2 separate regions of the Homo sapiens genome follow, and region 1 is linked to region 2. A link is an interaction called in ENCODE POLR2A ChIA-PET data of the cell type or tissue named here. Cell type or tissue: GM12878. All regions are shown on one strand. Links, peaks and the distances in the headings refer to the core of each region. The heading gives the core; the rest is flanking DNA.

The links. Peaks named below come from ENCODE experiments on the same cell type or tissue, not always from the same donor. Only the 100,000 strongest peaks of a DNase experiment are listed, where the experiment ranks them.
Region 1: POLR2A ChIA-PET joins it to region 2 with 5 read pairs; 4 of 35 experiments call an interaction of 5 or more read pairs at or near these places.

What each region holds. Positions count from the first base shown.
Region 1 is chr15:42,426,461-42,434,577 of GRCh38, reverse strand. It overlaps ZNF106 (zinc finger protein 106), which reads left to right. Exons shown (of 22, transcript NM_001366845.3): 15 at 6,444-6,560. It also overlaps the pseudogene RNU6-188P. Among named protein-coding and RNA genes, the nearest start is that of ZNF106, 61 kb to the left of the region's middle. In GM12878, for the core only: no CTCF peak of the experiment used is centred there; no DNase peak of the experiment used is centred there.
Region 2 is chr15:42,605,203-42,613,319 of GRCh38, reverse strand. The region is part of intron 3 of STARD9 (StAR related lipid transfer domain containing 9); the gene reads right to left. Among named protein-coding and RNA genes, the nearest start is that of STARD9, 34 kb to the right of the region's middle. RefSeq lists an enhancer at 4,008-4,277. In GM12878, for the core only: no CTCF peak of the experiment used is centred there; a DNase peak (open chromatin) is centred at 5,059; H3K4me3 peaks cover 218 bases; H3K27ac peaks cover 1,211 bases.

The DNA of each region.
Region 1 (8,117 bases), core at 1,136-6,135, 180 kb after region 2:
AGGTGGAATATATGTGATAACAGGAACATAAAGAAGGGGGAGGGAATGGAGCTGTGCTAGGACAAGGATCTTATATTTTACTGGGAATAAGTATTAATTTGAACTAGCTTGTTATAATTTTAAAAATATAATCCCTAGAGGCACTGGCTCACAACTTTAGTGTGCATCACAGTGACCTGGACAGCTTGTTAAAACACATATTACTGGTCCCCACTCCCAGAGGTGTTTTTTTTGTTTGTTTGTTTTTTGTTTTTTAAGGTACAGGGTCTCACCATGTTGCTCAGGCTGGTTTTGAACTCCTGAGGTCAGGCAGTCCTCCCACCTTGGCCTCCCAAAGTGCTGAGATTACAGGCGTGAGCCACCACATGCAGCCCTTGCCAGAGTTTCTGATCCAGTAGGCTTGTGATCAAGCTCCCAAATTTACATTTCTAGGCGAGGTACTATGGTTCATGTCTGTAATCCCAGCACTTTGGGAGGCCAGAGCAGGAGGATTGCTTGAGGCCAGGAGCTCAAGACCAACCTGGGCAACATAGCAAGACCCTGTCTCTATAAAAAATAAAAATCAGCTGGGTGTGGTGATGCACACCTATAGTCCTAGCTGTTTGGGAGGCTGAGGTGGGAGGATCACTTGAGCCCAGGAATTCAAGGTTATAGTGAGCTGTGCTTGTGTCACTTCACTACAGCCTGGGTGACAGAACAAGAACCTGCCTCAAAAAAGCATAAAAATTAACCAAAACAAACAAAAAGAATTTACATTTCTAATAAGTTATTAGGTGATACTGATGCAGATGGTTTGGGGACCGCACTTTGAGAAATACTGCCCTAGAGTAATTACTAAAAGAATAATGCAAAGAGGATCATGAGGTCAGGAGTGTGAGACCAGCCTGGCCAACCTGGTGAAACCCTGTCTCTACTAAAAATATGAAAATTAGTCGGGTGTGGTGACGCACACCTGTAATCCCAGCTACTCGGGAGGCTGAGGCTGGAGAATCACTTGAACCCAGGAGGCAGAGATTTCAGTGAGCCAAGATCATGCCACTGCACTCCAGCCTGGGCGACAGAGCAAGACTCTGTCCAAAAAAAAAAGAAAAGAAAAAAAAAAGAACAATGCAAAGAAATTGAGCTTAGAAAGTCAATTGAGGAATTAAAATGGTGAGCTAAAAATATACTTAAGGCTGGGCGCGGTGGCTCACGCCTGTAATCCCAGCACTTTGGGAGGCCGAGGTGGGCGGATCACGAGGTCAGGAGATCGGGACCACCCTGGCTAACACGGTGAAACCCCGTCTCTACTAAAAATACGAAAAATTAGCCAGGCGTGGTGGCAGGCGCCTGTAGTCCCAGCTACTCGGGAGGCTGAGGCAGGAGAATGGTGTGAAGCCGGGAGGCGGAGCTTGCAGTGAGCCGAGATTGCGCCACTGCACTCCAGCCTGGGCGACAGAGCAAGACTCCGTCTCAAAAAAATAAATAAATAAATAAAAATATACTTAATACAAGAGAAGGTAGAAGGAGAAATAGAGGAATAAAAATGAGACAAATAGAAAGCAAATAGCAAATTGGAGACCTAAATTTACCCATATTTAATAATTATATGAAATGTGAGTGAACTGACACTAAAATCAAAAGACAGAAATTGGCTGGATACAAAAGTAACATCAAAATCTTTGTTGTCTACAAGAGACACACTTTTATTTTTGAGACAAGGTCTTGGCCTGTCACCCTGGCTAGGGTGCAGTGGCGTGATCATAACTCATTGCAGCCTCGAACTCCTGGGCTCAAGTGATCCTTCCGCCTCAGCCTCCCGAGTAAATTGGGATTACAGGCACATGTCACTATGGTTTGCCAATTAAATTTTTTTTTTTTTTTTTTTTTTAGAAATACGGTCTTGCTATGTTGCCTAGGCTATTCTAAAGCTCCTGGGCACAAGCAGTCCTCCTGCTTTGGTCTCCCACAGTGCTGGGATTACAGGCATGCACCACCATGCCCAGGCAAAGAGACATACTTTAAATGTAAAGACAAAATAGGTTGAAAGTAAAAGAATAAGAATGGAAATAGATATACTATGCAAATAGTAACAGAGCTGGAGTGGTTATGTTAATATTGAGCAAGCAGACTTTAAGACACGTGACTGGGCACTGCGGCTCATGCCTGTATCCCACTTTGGGAGGCTGAGGTGGGAGGATCACTTGAGACTGTAAGTTCCAGACCAGCCTCGGTAACATAATGAGATCCCGTCTCCACAAAAAATAAAAAAATGAGGCAAGCGTGGTTATATGTACCTGTAGTCCTAGCTACTTGGGAGGCTGAGGTGGGAGGATCATTTGAGCTGAGGAATTTGAGGTTATAGTGAGCTATGACAATGCCACTGCACTCCAGCCTGGGTGACAGAGTGAGACGCTGTCCCTTTAAAAAATGAAAAAGACAAGGAATACTACTGGAGAAAGGAGGATATCCCATAATGATGAGTCAGCACACCCGAAAGATATAACAATTATAAGTACAGGTACCTAATAACAGAGCTCTAAAATACGTGAAACAATAACTGATAGAACTGAAAGGAGTAGACAAATTCACAGTTATAGTTGGGGACATTAACAACCCTTTCTCAATAATTGATAGACTACTAAATAAAAAACCATGAAGGATATACAAGAACTGTACAACACTGGCCGGGTGTGGTGGCTCATGCCTGTAATCCCAGCACTTTGGGAGGCTGAGGCGGGTGGATCACTTGAGGTCAGGAGTTCGAGACCAGCCTAGCCAACATGGCGAAACCACATCTCTACTAAAAATACAAAAAAATTAGGCTGGCTGTGGTTGGCTTAATGCCTGTAATCCCAGCACTTTGGGAGGCCAAGGTGGGCATATCACCTGAGGTCAGGAGTTTGAGACCAGCCTGAAAAACATGGTGAAACCCATCTCTACTAAAAATACAAAAATTAGCTGGGTGTGGTGCGTCTGAAAAAATAAGTAAACTCCGTCTCAAAAAATAAATAAACAAAAATAAAAATACAAAAAAATTAGCTGGGCCTGGTGGTACGTGCCTGTAATCCCAGCTACTCAGGAAGCTGAGGCAGGAGAATCACTTGAACCTGGGAGGTGGAGGTTGCAGTGAGCTGAGATTTGCACCACTGTACTCCAGCCTGGGCAACAGAGAAAAACTTCATTTCAAGAAAAAAAAAAAAAAAAAAGAACCGTATAACATCATTAACGATCAAGATCCAATTAACATTTATAGGACATTCCACTCAAAATTGCAGAATACACATTTTTTTCAAGAATGTGCACATAGAACATTTACCAGGACCACATGCTGGGCTATTAAATAAATTTCAATCAATTTAAAAGCACCAAAATCATACAAAGTATGTTCTCTAACCACAATGACATTTATTAGAAAGCAGTAACAGAAATCTAAGAAATCCCCAAATATAGGGAGATGAAAATAAGATACTTCTAAATTATTGTGGTTCAAAGAAGGAATCACGAGGGAAATTAGAAAATACCTAACTAAATGAAAATGCAACGTATCATTTGTAGGATGCAGCTAAAGCACTGCTAAAAGGGAAATTCGTGGTTTTAATTGCTTCTATTAGAAAAGAAGAAAGCTTTAAAATCCAAGAAACTAGAAAAAGAGGCTGGGCACAGTGGCTCATGCCTGTAATTCTAGTGCTTTGGGATGTTGAGGTGGGAGGATCATTTGAGGCCAGGAGTTCAAGCCTAGCTAGGCGACTTGTACAAACCTGTAAAAAATTATACAAACTTGTAAAAAAAAATTGTAAGCATATTTTGGTAATAAATAGTCTTACATAAAACCAGGGGGAAAAGCCGTAACTTAAGATAGGACAAACAGGTTTGGTATATGTTGTAAGGGGCTTACACCTTTAAATTCCTATAGCCAGGTGCAGTGGTTCATGCCTATAATCTTAACACTTTAGGAGGCCAAGTTGGGAGGATCGCTTGAGCCCAGGAGTTCAAGAACAGCCTAGGCAACATGGCGAGACCTCATCTCTCCAAAAAAATTTAAAAATTAACTAGGCATGCGCGATGGCCCACGCCTGTAGTTCCAGCTACTCGGGAGGCTGAGGTGGGAGGATTCCTTGAGCCTCGGAGGTCAAGGCTGCAGTGAGCAGTAATCACGTCACTGCACTCTAGCCAGGAGGCAGAGCGAGACCTTGTCTTTCAAAAAACAAATACATAAGTAAATCCCTAAACATACATTGACAAAAAACAAGCAAGTCTCTTAAAAAGAAATAACAAATAACTGAAAAAAATACAATCTTGCAAATAAATGCAAATTAAAACCAAAGTACAAGGAATACCATTTTTACTCACAATATTAGCAAAAACTCTTTTAAAAGGCTTTTCAGTATTAAGGGTTCTAACGTGTAGTCTTTGGCATAGCAGGACCGTACACTAGTGAAAAAGATTTTGTAACCATTTTTTAACATTGAGACATAACTTCATACAGTAAAGCACACAGATTTTAAGTATACAGCTTGATGAATTTTTCTGCAGATATTTGTTTGTATAACTACCACAAAGATCAAAACGTAGACCATTTCATAGCCCTGAAGCTTCCCTCAAATGCCTCCCTGGGCATAACCTTCTTCTAAAGCTAATCACTATTTTGACTCCTGTCATAGATTACTTTTCTCTGTGCTTAGCTGTCATATCAGTATAACTGTACCACATGTGTTCTTTTATGTCTAGCTTTAGCTCACCATAATGTTTGAAAATTCATCTGTATTGGTACATGTGCCAATAGTTTGTTCCTTTTTTATTGCTATGTAATGTTCAATTTCCCCTATAAAGTTACAAAAGATCTCATAGGATTAATGGGAAGCAACATGAATCTTAATATTTAGGCATATTTACTGTCTTTTGCTGTATCTTACAATTTCATATATGGCACTTATGTTTGTGATTTTTTCAGGGGAGAAATTGAATAATTTAAGTGACTGACTCTTTTAGGTATGAAAGAAGGTTGGGAGACGAGACCAATGGATTTGACAAGCCACAGCTTTTCTCATCCTACCCAATTGTAACCATCTTGATTTTAATATCTACAGCCAAGCCCACTTAAAAAGCTACACCTGGGTCTTCAGTATCATTCAACAACAAATTTTTTTTTTTTTAATTGAGACGGGGTCTCGCTGTGTCGCCCAGGCTGGAGTGTGGTGACCTGATCTCTGCTCACTGCAACCTCCGCCTCCGTGGTTCAAGCAGTTCTCCTGCCTCAGCCTCCCAAGTAGCTGGGACTACAAGCACGCACCACCATGCCCAGCTAATTTTTGTAGTTTTAGTAGAAACAGGGTTTCACCGTGTTAGCCAGGATAGTCTCAATCTCCTGACCTCGTGATTCACCCGCCTCGGCTTCCCAACGTGTAGGATTACAGGCATGAGCCACTGTGTCCGGCCTCAACAACAAATTTTGAATTTACTATGTCCTGTCCCAATTCTTGGTTCTAGATAAAGAGATTTGCTAGTACAATCTAGTTGGAGGAAATTGGTAGAAATCGTTTTCTGGCCGGGCACAGTGGCTCATGCATGTAAGGGAGGCCGAGGCGGGCAGATCACGAGGTCAGGAGATCGAGACCATCCTGGCTAATACGATGAAACCCCGTCTCTACTAAAAAAATACAAAAAATTAGCTGGGCGTGGTGGCGGGCGCCTGTGGTCCCAGCTACTCGGGAGGCTGAGGCAGGAGAATGGTGTGAACCGGGGAGGTGGAGCTTGCAGTGAGCCGAGATCGCACCACTGCACTCCAGCCTGGGCGACAGAGCAGGACTCCGTCTCAAAAAGAAATCGTTTTTTGAAGGTCAGATCAAACAGTGGGTATTAAATCTGCATGTGCATCTGAATTACTAGGGAAATTTTTTAAAACACAGATTCTAGAGCCCACTGAATTAAGAGTCTCAGGGATGGGGTTGGAGCTTGGGTTCTATGTATTTTAAAAGCCTCTTGAGTAATTTAGCCCAGCTAACCTGGCACCAGTTTGAAGGAGACATTTGGGAGCTATTGAAATAGAGAATCATGTGCGGAAAACCACATATTTGATTAGTGCATTTATCAAATATATAACTATAATCCTGATTTTCCTCTTTAGATGTCAAAATAGAGCTTTGTCTTTTATATTTGGCCTCTTAATTTAAGAGGCTAAGACCTAACTCATAGTACCCTTTGAAGAATTTCTACATTCTAAGTTAGAAACATGGGTAACATTACTAGAATTTATGTTTATTTTTCATATTACCTACAGCTTGGAAGTCTTAGGCCTCATATTTCAAAGGAGAAACAGATCTAAGATAGTCCCCTACAAAATAGAGGATGTCACACTTTCTTCCGCATAAGAGTCATTTTAAAGTCTGCTTTCTGGAGGAATTGTTTTTGACATCTCATTTGCCAGTACCCTCTGCTGATTAAAGGTTGTGTGCTTTTATCAGAGCCGAGAGTGTGTGGAGCAGTTACAGCTGGAAGACCGGGTCCTCTGCCTCCACAGTAGATGGCGAATCCTCTATGCGGGACTGGCAAATGGCACTGTGGTCACCTTCAACATAAAGGTTAGTGGTTGGAGGAGAAAAGGCTTACTTCCCATGCACTTGAAAACAGTGTGAGCATGTGTGGGAAGAAGTAGCAGGCAGGGATTTTCCTATTTTCTTCTGTGAGGAAGCAGCAGAATTAGCCACTACTCAAACACAGTTATCTTCTGATGTAAGTGAAACAAGATCCTCCATTCTCTCTGCTTCTACTCAAATGTTCCAGGACCAAAATGTAACTCCACTAAATTAAACCAAGTCTGAAGATTTGGGGCCAAATAATGAGTCATGTATTAAACTAGTCTGTCTCAATTTAAGAATGACATCATAAAAAATGAACTTAAGTGCTCACTTTGACAGCACATACACTAAAATTGGAATGATACAGAGAAGATTAGCATGGTCCCTGCACAAGGATGACACGCAAATTCATGAAGCATTACATATTTTAAAAAAAATGAAGAAAAATGAACTTAAATTCCGTTGAGTATGACATTGGTGTGGTTTGGCACTGGTTTAGGGTTTCATGAGGGCGGCCCATCTGTGAGGTGAACTAAGAGGTTTGCTGTAATGCCCATATGGCTTCATTCTTTCCTAAACCAGAGATAAATTCATTTGTTGACCTAGCCTTTATTGAGCATCTGTTATGTGCTAGGCCCCAGGATAAGGTTTAGTTTTTGATGGCCCTGTGTGCTTTGTTAAGGTAGTTGGACTTCATCTTACAGGCTGTAAAGTATGAGAGACATGATCCCATTATATTTTAGAAAAAGTCACTGGAGTTGATAAGATTGGGAAAGATTGGTATTAGCAAAGGCAGGGAGACCATTTAGGAGGTTTTGTAGTGGAAGCTGACATGAAAAAGGTTAAACAGGATGAAGAGAAGGGAATGGAGGAAATATATAATCCAAGAGGTAGAATCGATAGGTTTGATTGCTAATTAGTTGTGGCACCATATCCTCTGGTCATCTTGTAACCATGTGTTAGAATGGTACTATTACAGTGTCATTCATAGGCTGCATGCTAGCTGGAACTAACAGAAGGTGTGCATTGAAATATGTCATGGTTTCTGCCTACAGGAAACTTAAGATCAAGTGAGAAGAATTTAGCACGTATATAATCAAGTGCCAAGTGATTTGGTCTGTTCGATATGATACATCACAGAAGGGCAATTAGTGAAGATTTTTGCATTTTAGATGCAGACAAGTTCTAAGTCTGATTAAATTGGATTAGGGCAATAGAAATGGAGAGGAAAGTAAATTTAAAATATTTTAAAGGCTAAAACGTGATAATTGCCTAATTACCTTCTCTTTCGTGAGATTATCAGAAGTAGACAGAAGTGGATGGGTATGGTGGCTCATGCCTATAATCCCAGCACTTTGGGAGACTGAGGTAGGAGGATTGCTTGAGCCCAGAAGTTCGAGACCAGCCTGGGCAACAAAGCAAGACCTCTGTTTCTCAAAAAAAAAAAAAAAAAAAAAGCTAAGTATGGTAGCACACGCCTGGAGTCCCAGCTACTCAGGAAGCTGAGGCAGGTGGATTGCTTGGGGCCAGGACTTCAAGGCTGCAGTGAGCTATAATCAC
Region 2 (8,117 bases), core at 2,107-7,106:
TGGAAGGTAAAAATGCAAAAATGGAAATCTCTCTGTCCCTAGGCCAGTCCCCTAAGTCCCTGTCTAGTGCTTCATTTTCTGAAAAGTTAAAAAACAAAAAAAGGAAAGAAAAAGAAAATAACAAATAGGAGGAGTTTATATAGAGATAACAGATACATACACTCATTATACAGATGACAGATATACATAAATGCATACAGAAACATAAATCCATATTCCCAGCATAAGACCCTAGTTCCTGAGGGAACCAGAAAAAGTTAGCTTTGAGATAATCAAAAATATTTTCTTTTCTTTATACAGATGTTGCTCTTTTTTTTTTTTTTTTTTTTCCCCTCTGAGACATAGTCTCGCTCTGTTGCCCAGGCTGGAATGCAGTGGCAGGATCTTGGCTGACTGCAACCTCCACCTCCCAGGTTCAAGCAATTCTCCTGCCTCAGCCTCCTGAGTAGCTAGGATTACAGGCATGTGCAACCACACCCTGCCAATTTTTGTACTTTTAGCAGAGACGGGGTTTCACCACGTTGGCCAGGCTGGTCTCAAACTTCTGACCTCAGGTGATCCGCCCACCTCGGCCTCCCAATTGATAGGATTATGGGCATGCGCCACTGCAACCTGCTGGATTTTGCTATTTCTGTCAGTGCTTCTTTTTGCTAAAGAATGTTCCCATGGACAACTGTCCGAGTAGCATGTGAGATCTGATAAATTCCTTATGAGGCTATCCTAACAGACAGATGGACATCTAGCTCTAACACTTCCCTCCTCCCTACAAAAAGATGGATTCATTAGAATCCTGTGAGAAATGATAAAAGATAGCTTTATTGGAATAGACTCTAAGTTCTTGCCGTTCCCACAGCCTCTTCTAAAAAGACAACCACAAATGATTCCTTTATCATAATTTACCATGTTTTATGTCACTTCTTTCCAGAGCCTCACTGACTCGATTTCCAAGCAAAGGTAAGCATTTTTAGCATGAGCCTAAGACTCATGTTCTTAGGTGCTCACTGTCAGCTCACAGATGACCCAAATAAGAATGCTAATAAGGGGCCAGGCGAGGTGGCTCCGGCCTGTAATGCCACCATTTTGGGAGCCCAAGGTTGGAGGATCACTTGAGGCCAGGAGTTTGAAACCAGCTTGGGCAATATAGAGAGACCCTGTCTCTACAAAAAATATAAAGATTAGCCAGGTGTGGTGGAACATGCTTGTAGTTCTAGCTACTTCAGGAGGCTAAGGCCCTGAGACAGGATGATCACTTGAGCCCAGGAGATTGAGGCTGCAGTGAGCCATGATTGTGCCACTGCACTCCAGCCTGGACGACAGAGTGAGACCCTGTCTCTAATAATAATCATAATAATGTTAATAAGGGTATGCCAAAGATTAACTGATCAACTCTTTTGGGGAGTTCTTGACAGGAGAGAGGTACCATTAGTCTCTTATAGTTACTGTTGAATTCTGAGCAGTAATAAATAATATTCCAGTGTCATGTGGCTTGGCTGTGTGACTGCTGACAGTTTCCAGTTTATTTCCCCACATAGCCTTAATGACCCACAATGTGAGATAACCTAATCACCCCTCGTCCTTGTATCCTGAAAAAGCCCTAATACAATGGCAAGTTTAACAGCCAACAGCAACAAGCATAAAGTAGACACACTGAAGAGCAGTTGTATGAGAAGTGGACATGTTAGCAGTCTGCCCAGCAGCTGGCCTGGACAAGGACAATGAGGGTGGCAGTATAAAAGATGGCATGATTATCAAGGTTGAGGGAGTCTTTATCTAGTCATAGGCAAAACCCAAGAAGGGTAAGCTGTGTCTCTGTCTAAAGGATAGTATATTTAAAAGGTGATGCTGGACTAAAGATCCAAAAGAAGGCTTTCCTTCCATCAGGTGGAATTTCCAAGAACGAGAATGTCTCCAACAATTGAGGCAAATCCTCTGGGAACATTTCCATTCCTAATAATTAAGGATCCTACAAGGCAGACACTGGCAAACTTTTTCTATCAAGAGCCAGATAGCAAGTATTTTCAGCTTTGTGGATCATAATGTTTCTGTCACAACTACTCAACTCCATCTTTGTAGTATACAAAATCATCCACAAATATTACATAAACTAATGGACATGGCTGTATTTCAAAAAATCTTTACTTTCTAAAACAGGTGGTGGCAAGATTTGGCCCACAGATCATAGTTTGCCAAGCCCTGCTGTAGGGCAAAAGTCCTTTTTAGAGCCAACTTCAAAAAATAGAATAGATTTGTGGGTTTCCATAGAAAAAGGGGGAAAAAAGCAAGACTAAGAGAGTCCTGGGTACTTTCAATCCTTGGAAATTCATTAAAATAATTTATCATTGAAAATAAAATGAAAGTACATATACAGATCACCTCGACCCATTTTCTTACTGTGACTGATACTATATCAAAGTTAAAGCCATTCAACAAACTCAACAGTGAGTAATCTATCAGTTAAGAAAGAATCAGTTTGGGCCAGGCACGGTAGCTCACGCCTGTAATCCCAGCACTTTGGGAGGCTGAGATAAGCGGATCACCTGAGGTCAGGAGTTCAAGACCAGCCTGGCCAACATGGCGAAACCCCGTCTCTACTAAAAGTACAAAAATAAGTCGGGCGTGGTGGCGGGTGCCTGTAATCCCAGCTACTCAGGAGGCTGAGGCAGGAGAAGCTTGAACCCGGGCGGCGGAGGTTGCAGTGAGCCAAGATTGCGCCACTGCACTCCAGCCTGGGCGACAAGAGTGAGACTCTGTCTTAAAAAAAGAAAAGAAGAAGAAAAAGAAAGTATAAGTTTGGCTATTGCAGCAAACCCCAAAAGAATAGTGGTTTAAACAATGAAGTTTATTTCTGGCTTATGCTACACAGGAGTCAGTAGGGGACACTGATTGTTACAGCTTCTCTAGGGCCCAACTGAGAGAACAACCCATCTCCAATGTTGCTGATCATGCTGCCGAAAGGAAAGAGGGCTTTAGAGGGTCATATCCCAGCAATCAAAGGCTCAGACATTATTTCTGCTAATAACCCACTGGCTAGAACCAATCACATGGCCCCACCTAACCAAGTGGGGCTGGGAAGTGAAATCCTAGCAGCAGAAGATGAAGGGCAATGAATATTCAGCGAGCAGCAAAAATGACTATCATAAAGCAATGGTTATGCTGCTTTTACGTAAATGATCACAAAATGAGACTCTTATTCAAACACATTTCTTTATTTTTTATTTTATTTCTTGGAGATAGTGTCTCGTTCTGTCGCCCAGGCTGGAGTTCAGTGCCGTGATCTAAGCTTACTGCAACCTCCACCTCCTGCGTTCAAGTGATTCTCCTGCCTCAGCCTCGCGAGTAGCTGGGATTACAGGAGCCCACCACCATGCTCAGCTAATTTTTGAATTTTTAGTAGAGATAGGGTTTTGCCATATGGGCCAGGCTGGTCTGGAACTCCTGACCTCAAGTGATCCATCCGCCTCAGCCTCCCAAAGTGCTGGAATTGCAGGCATGAGCCACCACACCCAGCCATTATTCAAATACATTTCTGATTAACTAGTTAGCCAGAAACCACTGTCACCTTCACTTAAATTAAAATTTCAGGGCTGGGCACGGTGGCTCACACCTGTAATCCCAGCACTTTGGGAGGCCAAGGCAGGCAGATCACGAGGTCAGGAGTTCAAGACTAGCCTGGCCAACATGGTGAAACCCGATCTCTATTAAAAACACAAAAATTAGCTGGGCGTGGTGGCGCGTGCCTGTAGTCCCAGCTACTCAGGAGGCTGCAGCAGGAGAATTGCTTGAACCTGGGAGGCAGTGGTTGCAGTGAGTCAAGATTGTGCCACTGTACCCCAGCCTGGTGACAGAGCAAGACTCCATCTCAAAAAAAAAAAAAAAGTTTTAAAAATAGTTGTTTCCTCACAAGCAAAGAAATGACACAGATCTACTAAAGAATCTTTTGACCATACCGTCTCTTCTGCAGAAGTGTGTTCATGACACACTGACTGAGCCACATTAGGGTTATGAATAGAAGCCAGGGTTAGAGAGAGGACTTGGGTCACGTTCTGAGGGCTTAGAAGCCTTCTTCAACACTCGACTTATTTGGGCAGAATGACATCACAGAAGAAAAAAAGCATTTCCTTTCTAGCTTTTAGTTTTCTCTTTGTCCCCTTTCTCTTCTTCCAATATATTCCCCTTCCCGCCCCCCACTATCCTCAGCAGCAAAATCATTCAAAAGAGCAGCAGTCCCAGGAGTTTGGTCTCTAGATCTAGGGATGCCCGGAACTGTCATAAGAAAACCCTAGCAAGCCCCTGAGGTACCAAAGAGGAAAGAGGATCTCACACATCTAAGGCTGAAGCTGGGACATGGCACCCAGCAACAACGCACAGTGCATGCTCGGTTAACACTGACTGAATACATGAATACATAATCTATGGACTGAATCCAGAATAGTCACAATAAATGAGTGTTGACTAAAATTAAATTATAGCTGTTCTTTAGGTTTCCCCCAATCCTTTCTGCATTAATTTCCACATATTTGATCTTCAGGCAAGATAAACATTACCAGGTCAGTATCTTCCACAAAGCACCGTTTTCATATTTTTGATTGTGTTCACAAGAGCTCTTTATCACCTTTTGGTATTGGGTCCTGTCAGCACTCTGAGAGGTAGTCCAATATGTCAAAGATGCTTCAAGTTTTTTTGGTTGCTAATAATTTTATATAAGAAAACAAGCCTGGAGGATGGAGTTTTTGTTCTTAACATTCATTCCTGCCTATGTGGAAAAAACTTTTCCTGCAATCAGGCTGCTAGGAGCAAATTTCCTGTTTTTAATACTGTTTAGTCTAAATGGGTCTCTAGAGACCAATCTTAATGTAAGAGAAGCAAGGGAGCTGAGCCTCTGAGACAATTCCGGTTTCATTGTTGGGTTCAGCCAGCCCAGGTGAAGCCCATATCATTCTTGGCAATCCAGGGTCTGGTTGAAGAGATTAGTTATGTGTTCATCTGAACAGCATCCACCTCACGCATCCGGCTGGCAGGGTCCTGTCTTCCCTCAAGCCACACTACCCACAAACCACACTACCCTCCTCCAATCCTAAAGACTAGCTTGCAGAAGGGCAGTGCTGCATGCCAGAGTCACAAGATCTCTAACCACACTCGTCTGTGGCACTTCTTACACCTCAGCCCTTCATAGCAAGTCACTTCAACCAAGCAAACAAAGCCTGACTCCAGCCTTAGCCCATATCCCTGGACAAAGGTGTTTCTCAAGGTTGTCTCAGCAACTTACCAAAGTGTATGCAAAAAAACAAAAAATAAGATAATGGAAAAGAGACCTGCGGGGGGTGGGGGTGAGCACTCAGCTCCACAATTACTTGTTAGTGACAACTAAGAAATATACTGACACAAACCTGGACAGTCAATCAGGAACTTGAGGCTGGTTTTCAATAAAACATAGTAAACCTCTAAAAATCCTAACGGAGCTGACAAATGCCTAAGAGATTCATCCTCCCTACTGTGTAAGTACTTCTATGTGGAAGATACTGATCAGAGGGGGGTAAATAAATACTTGCTAGAAAATAAATACTTGGAAGCAGGTGGGATTTAGGAAAAACCTGTAAAACAATATAGGATTTAATTATATTCAAATATATATTTGTGTGTGTGTGTGTGTGTGTGTGTGTGTGTGTGTATAAGTGTGTGTGTGTATAATATATTAAGATTCTCCTAGATTCAGTCTGGAGGTCCTGTATTTATTCTTTCCCTCTCTAATATGAAACTGGAATTCCTAGGGTACTCCACAGATGAGAAAGAATCTATTCAGAAAAAGAGGCATCAGGAGGGTGGGCACAGTGGCTCACACCTGTCATCCCAGCACTTTGGGAGGGTGAGGTGGGCAGATCACTTGAGGTCAGGAGTTTGAGACCAGCCTGGCCAACATGGTGAAACCCCATCTCTACTAAAAATATAAAAATTAGCCGCGCATGGTGGTGCATGCCTGTAGTCCCAGCTACTCAGGAGAATGAGGCAGGAGAATTGCTTGAACCCAGGAGGCGAAGGTTGTAGTGAACTGAGATCGCACCACTGTACTCCAGCCTGGGTGACAGAGAGAGACTCCATCTTAAAAAAAAAAAAAAAAAAAAAAAAAAGCACCAGAAAAATGCAGGGTTGTGCTGGGAAGGAAAAAGAGCACAATGGTTACAGGGTTGTGCACAGACTTTAGACTCCTCCATGTGGAGGACGTGGCACATGCCTGTAGTCCCAGCTACTCAGGAAGCTAAGGTGGTAGGATCACTTGAGCCCGGGAGATAGAGGCTGCAGTGAGCTATGATCACGCCACTGCACTCCAGCCTGGGAGACAGAGTGAGACCTTGTCAATCAATCAATCAATGAAGTACACTTCAAAACCCAGCCTCTGGGTCAGAATGAGTGAAATGAAGCATCCATTTGCTATAATGGGTGAGCTATTTTTTGTGCCTTAGAGAGTAGCTGGGTCAGTTAGGTCTACTCAGGGGATTCAGAAGAAAGCACCCTGACTGTACATGTATACAAGCACTTACTCTGGATACAAAACTAAAAATAGGCTGGGCGCAGTGGCTTACACCTGTAATCCCAGCACTTTGGGAGGCTGAGGTGGGAGGACCACCTGAGCCCAGGAGTTTGAGACCAGCCTAGGCAACTTGGAAAAACTCCATCTTAAAAAAAAAAAAAAATACAAAAATTAGCTGGGTGTGGTGGTGCGCACCTGTGTTCCCAGGTACTTGGGAGGCTGAGGTGGGAAGGTGGCTTGAGCCCAGGAGGTGAAGGTTGCAGTGACCTGAGATCACACCACTGCACTCCAGCCTGGGCAACAGAGTCCGACCCTGTTTCAAAAAACAAAACTAAAAATAGGTGGTGTTCTGCACATCTCAGAGAGAGGGGCCAATAGAGAGGCTTGAAAACACATGTTCTATATTCATGACTCTTGGTCTTTTCCTATAGTAAATGCAAGATTTAACAGTCCAATATTTTCCAATTGTCAGCTAATTCATGTCATACTCCAAGTATTAGAGGTTAGCACAGAGAAGGAGTGCAAAGGTAGCAGGATGTGGTGAGACAGTAGAATGGACTAAAACTGGGCTTCATCTCTGAACCTCAGTAAGCACATCTGTAAAACAGAGTACTAACCCACTTTACAGGGTTGTTGTGAAGGTGATAAGTACTCAATACAGTACCTGGAAGACTGTAGGTTCTCAAAAAGTGCTATTTTCTTTTCTCCCTTCCCATTGAAGCAAGCTGGTTTGAACATTTTCCAAAATTAAGTACAACTTTTCCAAACCCTGAAATTGAATCTAAACTCCATGGGAATGTTTCCAGATGTTTATGGAAAGAGGAAGTTGTTTGTATTTTCTTAAAATCTCTGATGCGGGAGAAAAGGAAAAGCAATACCAGCCAGAGACCACGACATGTTTGTGCTTTAAACATCGCCACAACACCACCACAAACAAGATGAAATTAGTTTAACAGGGGAGGAACAGTAAAGAAAGAAAAGTAATTATGGGTTTCCATCCCTGTCAGATGTCTTCTCATCTCAGCAGAACCATGATCTCCACCAACTGCATGGAAGCTGCATTAATCTTCCTCGGACACCAATTCAGCGCATATCCCCAGAACGCAGCTGTATCTTTTCTAACTGCCTAACTAGAGAGACAAGAATTGGGAAATAAAGTTATTGACAAAGGGATTATCCCCCACTTCTAGGAAGAGAAGCAAGAAAAGTGAGTTTGAACACACTGTTGTTTACCTCTTCCACTCCTGAGGACCAGCTGTTTAAGGGGCTATTTGTATACAGATGGTGATCTTATGGGCTTAAGTGCACTGCTTCTGCCCTGAAACCAATTCCCCAGGGGCTCTGTCTTTTATAATTTTGACACCTAGACTTGGGGGATGCCTGGGCACATCTGGTCACCATTTGATTTCAGGCTTCTATTGTGTTCAGTCTGTTGCGGAAGTGAGTCTATAAATAGCTCATGTTCCTTTGCCTCATACTTGAAAAATAAGAAACTGTCAACTCTGCCTTTCCTGCAGAAAGGTTTTCGCTGTAGTTCAAACATCTGAATCCAGCCCCTCTATAATGACCATACATCAAGTTAATATGCTAA